Regions from separate parts of the Homo sapiens genome. Here regions 2 and 3 are each linked to region 1. A link is a contact called in ENCODE Hi-C data. All regions are on one chromosome and are shown on one strand. Each heading gives the region's core, a stretch centred on a gene start or an enhancer-like site at or near the end of the contact. The rest is flanking DNA. Distances are from core to core; before and after follow the strand shown. Region 1 holds the start of SLC10A7 (solute carrier family 10 member 7). Region 2 overlaps C4orf51 (chromosome 4 open reading frame 51). Region 3 has its middle 110 kb from the start of TTC29.

What was found. Hi-C counts contacts between places; a loop is a spot of excess contacts on that map. Pooled maps may share reads with other maps.
Region 2: a map of ascending aorta shows a loop between it and region 1 (7-fold over the local background). The contact joins the enhancer-like site here to the promoter of SLC10A7 in region 1. A Hi-C loop is called at or near these places in 4 of 168 maps with a recorded cell type or tissue (CD8-positive, alpha-beta T cell, ascending aorta and sigmoid colon), 3 of 37 single-sample maps with no recorded cell type and 17 of 50 pooled maps.
Region 3: a loop to region 1 is called in a map of naive thymus-derived CD4-positive, alpha-beta T cell, with 4 times the contacts of the local background. The contact joins the enhancer-like site here to the promoter of SLC10A7 in region 1. A Hi-C loop is called at or near these places in 2 of 168 maps with a recorded cell type or tissue (naive thymus-derived CD4-positive, alpha-beta T cell and posterior vena cava) and 7 of 50 pooled maps.

The regions. Positions count from the first base shown.
Region 1 is chr4:146,520,270-146,523,768 of GRCh38, reverse strand. It overlaps SLC10A7 (solute carrier family 10 member 7), which reads left to right and starts at 1,829. Exons shown (of 12, transcript NM_001029998.6): 1 at 1,829-2,151. The coding sequence starts at 2,052. RefSeq lists enhancers at 982-1,061, 1,232-1,651, 1,662-1,741, 1,962-2,031, 2,472-2,701.
Region 2 is chr4:145,731,050-145,734,548 of GRCh38, reverse strand. C4orf51 (chromosome 4 open reading frame 51) reads right to left here. Exons shown (of 6, transcript NM_001080531.3): 6 at 1,752-2,096. The coding sequence ends at 1,989. Among named protein-coding and RNA genes, the nearest start is that of C4orf51, 53 kb to the right of the region's middle. RefSeq lists an enhancer at 1-552 and a silencer at 1,108-1,707. Within about 2 kb of position 1,533, at least 33 of the 41 ENCODE cell types and tissues checked have a DNase peak (open chromatin) inside an H3K27ac peak, as active enhancers do; they include ascending aorta and sigmoid colon, where a contact is called at or near this core.
Region 3 is chr4:147,055,962-147,059,460 of GRCh38, reverse strand. No RefSeq gene overlaps it. Among named protein-coding and RNA genes, the nearest start is that of TTC29, 110 kb to the right of the region's middle. Within about 2 kb of position 1,925, at least 2 of the 41 ENCODE cell types and tissues checked have a DNase peak (open chromatin) inside an H3K27ac peak, as active enhancers do.

The DNA.
Region 1 (3,499 bases), core at 580-3,079:
TTTAAGTACCATTAAAAACAGAACAAAAAAATCTCTGAGTTAGATTCTGCTCTACACAGATCAAAGAGGTATTAGTAAATAATTTGTGAATAGCTGTACAGTTAAAACAGCTCAATTTCTGTAAACTTAATGTTTAATGATGTTTTAATACAAAACTATCCCTTCAATGACTGAGACGTATGACTCTTTAACCTACTAAGAAATTACTATAAGAAAATAATTATGTTGTAAACTATCTTTCATTTATCTTCACTTATCTTCTGACTGCCTGACAACTAACATCAAATTTTATATTTCATGTACCTGTCTCTTTTCAGAGTAAACTGCTTAATGTCATCTATGTCTCCCTGTTAAGTTCTTTTTATCTTGAAATTAATTTTTTTTCATGTTGCCTGATGTATAATTAGATGACACTTGGTACTGTGTAACCTACAACTGGGAGCACAACTCTTAAAGTGGCTTAGTTTCTGGAAGTCTTGCCATCAAGATAAAGCTAAATTAAATAGAGGAAATGACACGACGAGTGTCTTTCCAGCTTTGAATAAATTCAGAATTAAAGTCTGTCATCACGAAACAATCTCTTCCAAACCTTAAGTTCTATTTTTAACCATTTAAGTGGCAGATGCCAGGTTATTTCAAAATATCACATACTATTTTCTTTCTTTCTTCATTTGGATGAATGATACAGTGGAGTTCATGCTCTTGCAGGGTCTACCGGTAGGAAGTCCATTCATGAAACCATCAATGTCACTGGTTGCCACAAGACATTTCAAGGAAGAAACTGGCAGATAGAACTAGCACTCGTGGCAATGGAAGGTAGGACTCCCCAACCTCTCAGACTCAATCCCCCACCACTTCCGCGTTGGAATCCGCGACCCTCTTCCCAGAGTTTTCCTGTGGCTTGGGTAGGTCAGCCCTGGGGGCGAGCCAGAGCGGGCACCCGCGCGCCCAGGGGCTTGCCAGCGCAGACCCCACTCCGCCCGCGAGTAGCTTAGTTGGTGGGGAGACTTCAGCTGTCACTCTCGGCCCGCAAAGGCAGATCTGCCCCGATCCCTGCAGCCCTCCCCAGTCCCGGAGACAGGTGTGGGCCGCAGAGGGAAGGGGATCCGGACCAAATGCCCACCCGCAGGCGAGCGACCTGGCGAGGTCGGGCCCACCTTCCTTGGGTTGTAGCGGACGCCGGCAAGCAGGGGTCCAGCGAACGTGGGCATCTGCCCGGCGCCGGATTTTCAACCCACCGCCAGAGATAAGGCTCCCCGCCCACCAGCGAGCCACTTTCCCGCGCGGACACCTCTAACTCCGGCAGCTCAGGCTGGGAACTCGGAGATCCAGAGTGGCCTCCCCTCCCCCCCGCGCATACGTCAGCGCTAGCGTCGTGGAAGCGCCGTAATGTCCCGAAGAAGCGCGTCTCCAAACTTGCACCCCGCTGCCGCAGCTTCAACGGAGAAATCCCTTGCCCCAAGCACACGTCAGCCCTGCCCGCGGAGTCATGGCACAGCAAAAGAGAGGCTCTCCATGGAGATATGCTCCAGAAGGGTGGGTGGCTGTGCCTAAAGGTTTGTTAGAAAAGGACAGTCAGTGAGGCTTGCTGGCTGTGGCGCCTTACGACGCTCTCCCCGACCCCTCGTCATTCAGAAGGTTCCGCAGGTCTCGACAGCGGTGCGCTTGTCAGCCCCATCCGGCGGCCAGCCTCCCTTGCCGGATCGCCCACGTTGTCGGCCTGGTCCGAGTTCTTCATTTCAAAGCATCTGCACCTGCGAGCCCGCGGCCAGAGGCGCTGGGGGCGTTTGTGCGCGTGTATTCTGAGGCGCGTGGTAGTGATGGCGGCGCTCAGTGAGACTTTCCTGTCACTGGCTACTACTACTCCCAACCCTCCTCAAAGCCGCCGGAGCAACCCCCAGGTCTTTACTTTACAATCGGCAATTTGACTTGCTCTGCTGCATGTCTGGAGGGACCAAGGAAAGTGTGGAGACGCTCCAAGGATTAGGTGATCGGAGCTTGAAAAGAAAAAAAGCCAAACAAATAAACAAAACCCACCCACCCTAACAAATATGAGGCTGCTGGAGAGAATGAGGAAAGACTGGTTCATGGTCGGAATAGTGCTGGCGATCGCTGGAGCTAAACTGGAGCCGTCCATAGGGGTGAATGGGGGTAAGTGCTGCACCTCTGCCGGCTCCACCGCGGCTCCCACTTCAGAACTAATTTGTGAGTCTTGGAAAGGTGGGGCAACCCTCATTGCAAGCGCTTGCCAATTTCAGGGGGCACTGACCAGCCTTTGGCCCTTTTGCTGATTTTCTAATTTACCAACCCCAGAGGGAACTTGTAATTAGGAACGAGGCAAAGGAATTTGAGGGCAGGTAGCCTTTTCCGTAGACAAACAATGACTATCCTGAGTGTCAAGAAGTGAGGTTACAGAGAATGAAACTTACTCCTCTTGCCTTCAAAGTAGCATCCTATCCCAAGGGAATCTAGGTTGCTAAGAGTTCCGTATCTATCTTGGAGTGGACCTCATTATCGAGTCTACTTTCGAGTCCTCCCCGCCCCCACATTAAAAAAAAAAGTGGAGGAAAAACAAGAAAAGGGACACCTCCGCCCCCAACTCAGATTTTATGGCCCACATGTTGGAGAGTGATGATTTGCTGTAGTTGCTGGTGCTCCAGAAACTCCCAAGCCGACTGACACGTTGCACTCTTTGATTACAGGACACTTCATTACAGCATACTTCCGTGTGCTGCCGGGATTCAGTTGCTATACTAGCAGTCTAACAGATACAGACTGTTAGACTATGTGTAGTGTAGTGTAGTGTGTGTTTTGGCAAGGAAATGTGGATGGACTGAAAGCATACTTAGATCTCTGAATAGTGGGAGCTTTGTACAGGAGATGATGGGCACTGGTGGGAACATTAGAAATATTAGTTTTTTATGCCCCCCCCAACACCTTTAGACAATCTTGTACTACTTTTCATAAACATTAATTGAATTTATTCAATTCGCTTGTCTTTTTGACCTTGTTTGTCAGTTTCCAAGCTTATTGACAGGTTTAATACCTAACTCATGCAACCGGAGCAAATAAGGATAGAGGTGAACAGGCACAATATTTCATAGTAGGAAGCGCTCAGGAGGATATTTGAAGTTATTTTTATCTTTTTGTTAAAACATGATGGAAGTGAATGAAATGATCTCTTAGGAGAACAGCAGTGGTCCCTTCTCCCCTTAACCTCCACCCCATTACTCTGTTTAGAAGTAGCTTCCGGGAACATTTTAAAAGGAATTATTTAAACCAAAATTGTGGAGATGAAGGATTGTTTGTTTTAAAATTTTGTTCTTCTGTATTCAACTTAGAACAAAATGTGTAGAATATGTAACTGTGAGAATAAAGCAGTTATTCCTGGTGGTTTCTCCCTCTGATTGATGGTAATAGTTTCTTCTTTAACACTGCTGCTCTGTGAACTTTTGGGAAACTCTTGTGAAGATCAGGTCTGTCAAATGAAGACCCCCTA
Region 2 (3,499 bases), core at 284-2,783, 790 kb after region 1:
GCAGGACAGAGATGGGACTGCGGCTGAGGGACTGGGGAGATTCAGGATGTGCCACTAATGAATTGGTTTGACCACAATCTTCCTTGCTGTATATGATAAAGCTCTTGATGCCCAGGTCTCTTCCCCACCCTCCCATCCCCAAATTAGGCCGCAGTACTGTACTCATCAGCCACGTGACCTTCCCGAAGCCCCTCCACTTTCTGAGTGTCCTCAATCAATGGATATACATCTCGGATGAATCCTAAGGAACACTCTAGTTACAACACTCAGAGTCTATGAACCTGCCGGTTCCCTTTTTCTTGGACACAAGCCCTAACCCACGTGTGAGGGAATATGTTTCCACAAGCAAATATTTGTTCTTTGCCTTTTGGGGGTTAAGGAATGGTGGACAGACAGGCGAGAAGGTGTAGACCCCACCATACCAATGTTGCTGGTCAAATTGAACTTGTGTGGCCAGGTTACTGTTGCAACCTATCTGTAAAGCTGTTAGCCTTCATTTTTAGAATTAAAACAGAATTCTAATCAGCTATCCTCTGCGTATAGTAAAAAACAAATGATGAATTAATGATAGCCATTACCTTGGAGAACTGTATTTTCTTGGACTAGGAAAAGCCAAGAAATTCGAGATTAAAACCAGGATCATGAGGTACTAGACTCGGAACCTAAACAGAGGCCTTTCTCTCCTTCTGCCTGGGATGTCTACTGGGGCTGGCCAGGGCAAAACTCCGGAGGTTCCTAAGTGGCTACAGGGCTGCCTTTTCAATGCATGCTTTTGGAGAGCTTAATGGAAACCATACGAAGGTTGCCGGGAATCAGACCAGATGGCTCCCGGGGAATGTATTTAACCCGACCTAGGGCTAAGAGACAAAAATAATCACTAGGAGTTTGTGGGGCGGGAGGCAGGGGTGGTGCTGCGACTTTTAATTGTATTTTCTATTCAACAGAAATCCTAAGAGAAGGACGGTCTTGGTAACTAGGAGTAAACGGAAGGGGGTGTGGGGAGCAGAGAGCGGGGCTGGGGAGGAAGAGTGGTAGGAGGCGGCTACTTTAGTAAACCAAACACCGTTCTGCTTTTCCTCAGAAGTCGGCGGCTGCCGGGGCCCTTCGCGGGCCTAGACGGCAGCGGGCTCCTTCCCGCGCCCCAGGTCATGTGCAGCCCCTGCCGCTCCCGGTCCCTCCCTCCCGCGCGCTCCGCGGGGGCGACGAGGCGGGCGGTGGTGGGGGGGAATCAGCAGGAGGAGGGTCGTAGGCGGCGGAGGCGGCCTGTGGACGCTAGGGGAGGAAGATCGTGGGGGAGAAGAGGTGGGCCGTGGAGGAAGAAGGAGACGGCCGCTCCGGCGGGCCGGGAGGAGCGGGAAGAGGCGGACCGGGGAGGGGAGGGGCAGGCGGCGGGTGGGCGGGCCGTGGGCGCGGCTTTGGGGGCGCAGGCAGCCTACCGAGGGAGCCGGGACGGGAGGGCCACGACTCCGCCCCTGAGCTCGCGAGCCCGCCGCGTCTGAGGCCGCCCCCGCCCCCGCGACTGTCGGAGCCAATTCGCTTCCCGGCGGCGCCTTGCGCGGAGGAAAACCTGGCGGTGGAAGGCTCCGGCTCTGCTGGGTGACCGCTCTGAATACAAAGAGCATTTCTCACGCCCCTGCGCCTTCCCCGGGGCTCCCAGATACAAGGGACAGGCTCTGTGACGCCGGAGCCCCCGACGGTCGGGGCCGCAGCACCATTTCTGTGGTTCTAGCAGAGAAATGTGGTCCCAAGTATTTATTTAAAAAGGAAAATTTAATAAAGATTATAAAAACTTTTGTCTCTCTCCACCAATTAAAAAGGGAAAAAACTGATAAATGAAGCCCATGGAATTGTCCCAGAAAGCCAACCTGCCAGGGTCCAGACGTTCCTGGGCGGGGCGGGTGGGGGGAGGGTGTTGGGAGGGCCCCATACCTCAAAGTTGTTTATTAAGCAAACTCCACGCCTCCAGCCTTGTGGCTTCATTTTCCAACTCAGTTAAATGGCGATGAGGGTCCTCCCCAGCCATAATCGGAGTATCGATCAGCTTCTGAATCCTCAGATGAGCAAACCTTGCTTTCAGAATCGCACCGTCCATGAAGCTGGAGAAAAATGGCCTGGTTGTCAACACTCGCTCATCCGCAAAGGTCACTTTTCCACAGAATTGGGAATTAAATGGTCTCTTCCAAACCAGACATCATTCATGAGCAGGAGATGGGATTGATCCTGCATTTTCTTCCATCTCTCTTAACCTTCCTGTTTAATATATTGTGTCTCTGTTAGGAAGGCCAGATTAATAAAGTGGGAGAGAAAAAGGGCAGGAACTCTTGCAATCCCTAACCGGCCCCCACTGCTTCTCTGGTAAGATTCTTTCCAGGTTTCCCTAATTCCTTTAGTTCCCACATTCCTGGATGTGAATGCTCTGCTTTCCAGTTTCCATCAGGAACTTCTTCAAGATAGGACACAGGAATATAAATATTTAGAGAATGATTACCAAAAGCACTACCCAGCAAGCAAATACTTTCGAAACTAAGAATAGTGTTAATGATCGTTGAAAATTTCATTCAATCTCTACTTATTGCTTTGATGCAGGAAATTGGGCATTTATATATCTCAGTGCTTGTTCTCCTCCAAACTATATATATTTAAAAATATTAAGATTTGCCTTGTCTCGGCCGGGCATGGTGGCTCACGCCTGTAATCCCAGCAGTTTGGGAGGCCGAGGTGGGCAGATCACCTGAGGTCAGGAGTTCGAGACCAGCCTGGCCAACACAGTGAAACCCTGTCTCTACTAAAAATACAAAAATTAGTTGGGTGTGGTGGCACACACCTGTAATCCCAGTTACTCGGGAGGCTGAGGCAGGAGAATTGCTTGAACCCAGGAGGTGGAGGTTGCAGTGAGCCAAGATCACGCCATTGCACTCCAGCCTGGGCAACAAGAGTGAAACTCCTGTCTCAAAAAAAAAAAAAAAAAAAAAAAAAAAAAAAAAGATTTGCCTTGTCTCATAAATAAAAAGTCATGATTTATTTTTTTGCTCAGGACTCTAGGTCCAAGGTTTTCCAAATATGTGCCCCATATTAATTGTGTGGTGTGTGTGTGTGCACCTGCATGTACTTTTAGTCTGTTATTGCACCACAAAAACAAGAGCAGGATTAATGTCATTTATTTGTTGGGAATGGTTGACTTAAAAGCGGCTACTTTGAGTACAGAGAATTCCCTTTCTGGGAGGGGTTGGGGAAGCACCTTACAGAGAGAAGCAGCTGTTCCCCAGAACAGCTGCAGACACTGACTGGCAATGGAATTGCTTGGCACCAGTACAACTCCATGTAGGCAAGAGGGATTTATTTATTTAACAATAGTTAATGATTCTCCCAAGCAACTCCCAAGAGGCCAGCTTTCAGTAAATGTACTTTCAGGAAATCATCTACCCTTCCTAGAAACAGGCATCAACCCTACAGTGAAGGGATGTCCCTGGTTGACCACACAATATAACTTTCAGGGGAC
Region 3 (3,499 bases), core at 676-3,175, 540 kb before region 1:
AAGAATACCACAGACTCGGTAGTTTATAAGGAACATAAATTTATTTTCTCACAATTCTGCAGGCTGGGAAGTCCAAGATCAAGGTGCCAGCAAGTTCATTGTCTGGTGAGAGTTCAGTCTCTACTTCCAAAATCGCACCTTGAATGCTGCCTCCTATGGAGGGAGGAGGGTGGGAAGAAACACTGTGTCCTCACATAGTGGAAAGAGGAAGGGCAAAAAGGGACAAATTGCCTCCATCGAGCCCTTCATAAGAGCACTTTATCCTGTGAATGAGGGAGAAGGCCTCATGACCTAATCACCTCTTACAGGCCCCACTATTTAATACCGTTACATTGGCCATTAAGTTTCAACACGTGAATGCTGGAGGGGACACATGCAAACCATAGCATTGCAAGGATGAATGGATACTGAGCAGACTAAAGCAACAGATGTCCACCTCCTATGCTCAGTGGCTGGCAACTTTTCTCCACCATGGACTTGCATTGGATGAGCACTAGACTAAAGCGATGCCACCAGAATGCACCCTGAACTGCTCATAAATCCAGAGACATTTTTACAATAGGATTATTTTTTAAAGAATCCTCTTTGATAAGTTTGACCTTCATCTAGGTAATCTGAAATCAGACCTTATATGTCTTTTAAATAAGCATACAAATGCAGAAATTACCTAAAGAACTGAAATACAGGTTGCAGCCAAGAGAATAAACTGAACTTCATGACTTTCTTAGTTCTTTTATAGACCTTGGAAGTTTTCATCAGTTATTTTCTGCCATTTGTGGCTTATTTTGAATATCTAGAGACGATGTTTATGTGTATTTCAAGAGAACCGTGAAAGGGCCTATGTAAATATTATTGTAGTAGTTAACTGTTTTGGAGATCTTAATCAGAATTACATTATTTGTTATTGTACAATTGGTAATTCAAACCCTAAGGATGTGAACTCGTGGAAGGACTTACCTTTTTTAATGTTTCAAAAACTTGTCATAATAGCTAATATAGTATAATGTGTCAAATTATCAAATATAGCAGATAAAATGATTATAGAGATGTCACTTGGCTTGATAATTTTAAGAATAAAATGAAAAAAGGGAAAATGATTATAAAGACAAATTATAAAGAGTCTTATTACAGCTTGGCATCATCCTTTCTCAGGCCTGCTGTATAGCTTTCATTTTTAATAACATTTGAGTCTATGTAATAAATGAATCAATTTTTATAACATGTATTTTTATTAAGAAGGAAGCCCAAGTGCTACATTCATCTAAGTTCAAGTTGTACTTTTCTTATAACTAGCATCTTACTATATACAGGAACCTGGAAATAGGAAAAAAATTAAGTTCAACTTAGAGTGCCCATGAAGAATATGGCTTAGTACAAGAATCTTAAAAGAGTCACCGCTTTTTTATGTGACTAGAGTCGTGCTAGTAAAGTAGCTAATTGAAATTCTAGCTCTAGGGAAAGCCATTAAGGTTAACACACTTCTTGAGGGAGAAAAAAAATGTTCTTGAGGCAAAGGAATGCTTCGTTGAAAATCTCTTACAGTATTTTTAAAAGGATCTTGGTTGGTGGTCTATGTATGCCCATTGTCTTTAACATTTCTTGCTTGATTTTGTTTGTTGAATGTGATTCCCTTGTACATTTCTTTGTTCTTTTTTCCTTAAAAATGTTGCATGGCTACTTACGTTTAGATCAGACAAATAGGCACGTTCCCCTTCAGGAAGTGCTGTTAACGGGAAGAAGCCCGAGATGTAAGAAACAAAACAAGTTGAAGACCTTTCATAGGTTTCTTTTCTTTACATGACTTTACTTTTGTTTGTTTTTAAAAGATCTTTTGCCAATGACAGTATAAAGTTACTCATTTTTTTTTTGCCTATTTCTCTTTCCCACCTTCTAAGAATTTTATGTGTTAATTTCTTTGCAATTTTACCACTATTTTACACTTTCACTTTCAAAATACTGTAAGTTAACACAGTCAGCAGATTCCAAACTGCTAAACTTTTGAATTCTCCGAGTCCTACATGTGTAATTGGGTCTATTTAACTGCAGAATTTGGAATCAGATGTTTGTCAGTTAATCCCACTAATTCAAACCGTCCAGTTTACTCTGTCACCCTCTACTTCAAGCAAAACCCACAGTTTTTTATTTTCAAATGAAATTTAAAAATGTTATTTTGATTAAGCATAAGAGTGGCCAAAGTCACAGCAGAATTTTGTGTGCCTTTTTGTCAGTTACCACACATTTTCTCACTTACCTCGTTTTGGTGTTTTTAATTGAACATACTGAAGTTGTAGCAAGTTCTTCCCATGAACATTGCTCTATGCACTCCCTCTACTGATACCACCATGTATAAACATTGTTTCTGTGTGTGAGAGATAGAATTTCCCCAGAGGCCCACAAAACATTTAATGAAGTGTGAAGCACAAACATTTCATTACAACATATTGTGTACTTTGCCTTTAATAACTACATTCTTCATCCAAGAAGTCTCAATAGCTTTCAAAAATTAATTACAGTAGTATTATTTTTCCCAGAATATAGTTTTTCCATGACAGAAACAGCACTTTCCTAAACTATTGTATTTATTAGCAACCTGTTGCCCTTCGACACTAGTGCCATTTTCATCGACCCTGATCAAGTGTGTATCATTTAAACTTCCTTTAAAAATTATTAAAATAGTTTCATGTTATTGGATTCTTTTTCCTTAACTGTTCACAATCACCACTGAAAATGATGCACTGAAAGGGAAAGTGTGAAGTTGCTGAACATTACTTTGAGTGGAGAAGTACATTTAATTGAAGACCTTCATGGTAGTGGGGATATTCTTTTTTTCCCTTGATTGTGCACAGAGGAGGCAGATGAGCTCTGAATTCCTTTGTTTTACTATTTCCCACTTTGGTCTGCTCCAGAGAAACTCTCCATCTTCTGTCTTTATACCCTTCCTTCCCAAGACAACCCCTCTTAGCTATTATGGATACAAAATACAAAATATTGTGGGATGACAATATTTTATGGCCAATATTACAAATATAGGAGATTCTTTGCCTTGTTCAGTGATGTCCTTCATGATTTTATCAGTGTAGTTAGTTTCTTAGTTCACTTTTTAATTATCAGTAATTTATGTATAAGTAATAATATACAATATATGTTATTTTACATTCTTGGATTCTTTTTTGCAATGTAACCTGTTAGGAATGTTATCCAAATATGTGTTCCTAACTAGTGAGTGAGCTTAAATTGGCATATGATAAAGTTATCTTAGGTAGACTTTGAATAGAAGATACAAGAAAAATTATGAATCTATGAGACATACATCTCATCTGTTGTTGAAAGTTACATTTTTGTTCTATAAACTTTCTGAACTAACACTTATTTTTTTTTTATTGAGGCCAAATAAATTGCTATTGTCCTTGCAGCACAAGACCATCCAAACAATTTTTCATCAGGAAATAGGACTCTCCTTCTCTGCCATTTGCTTCTTCAGCATAGTTTTTGGTAAACC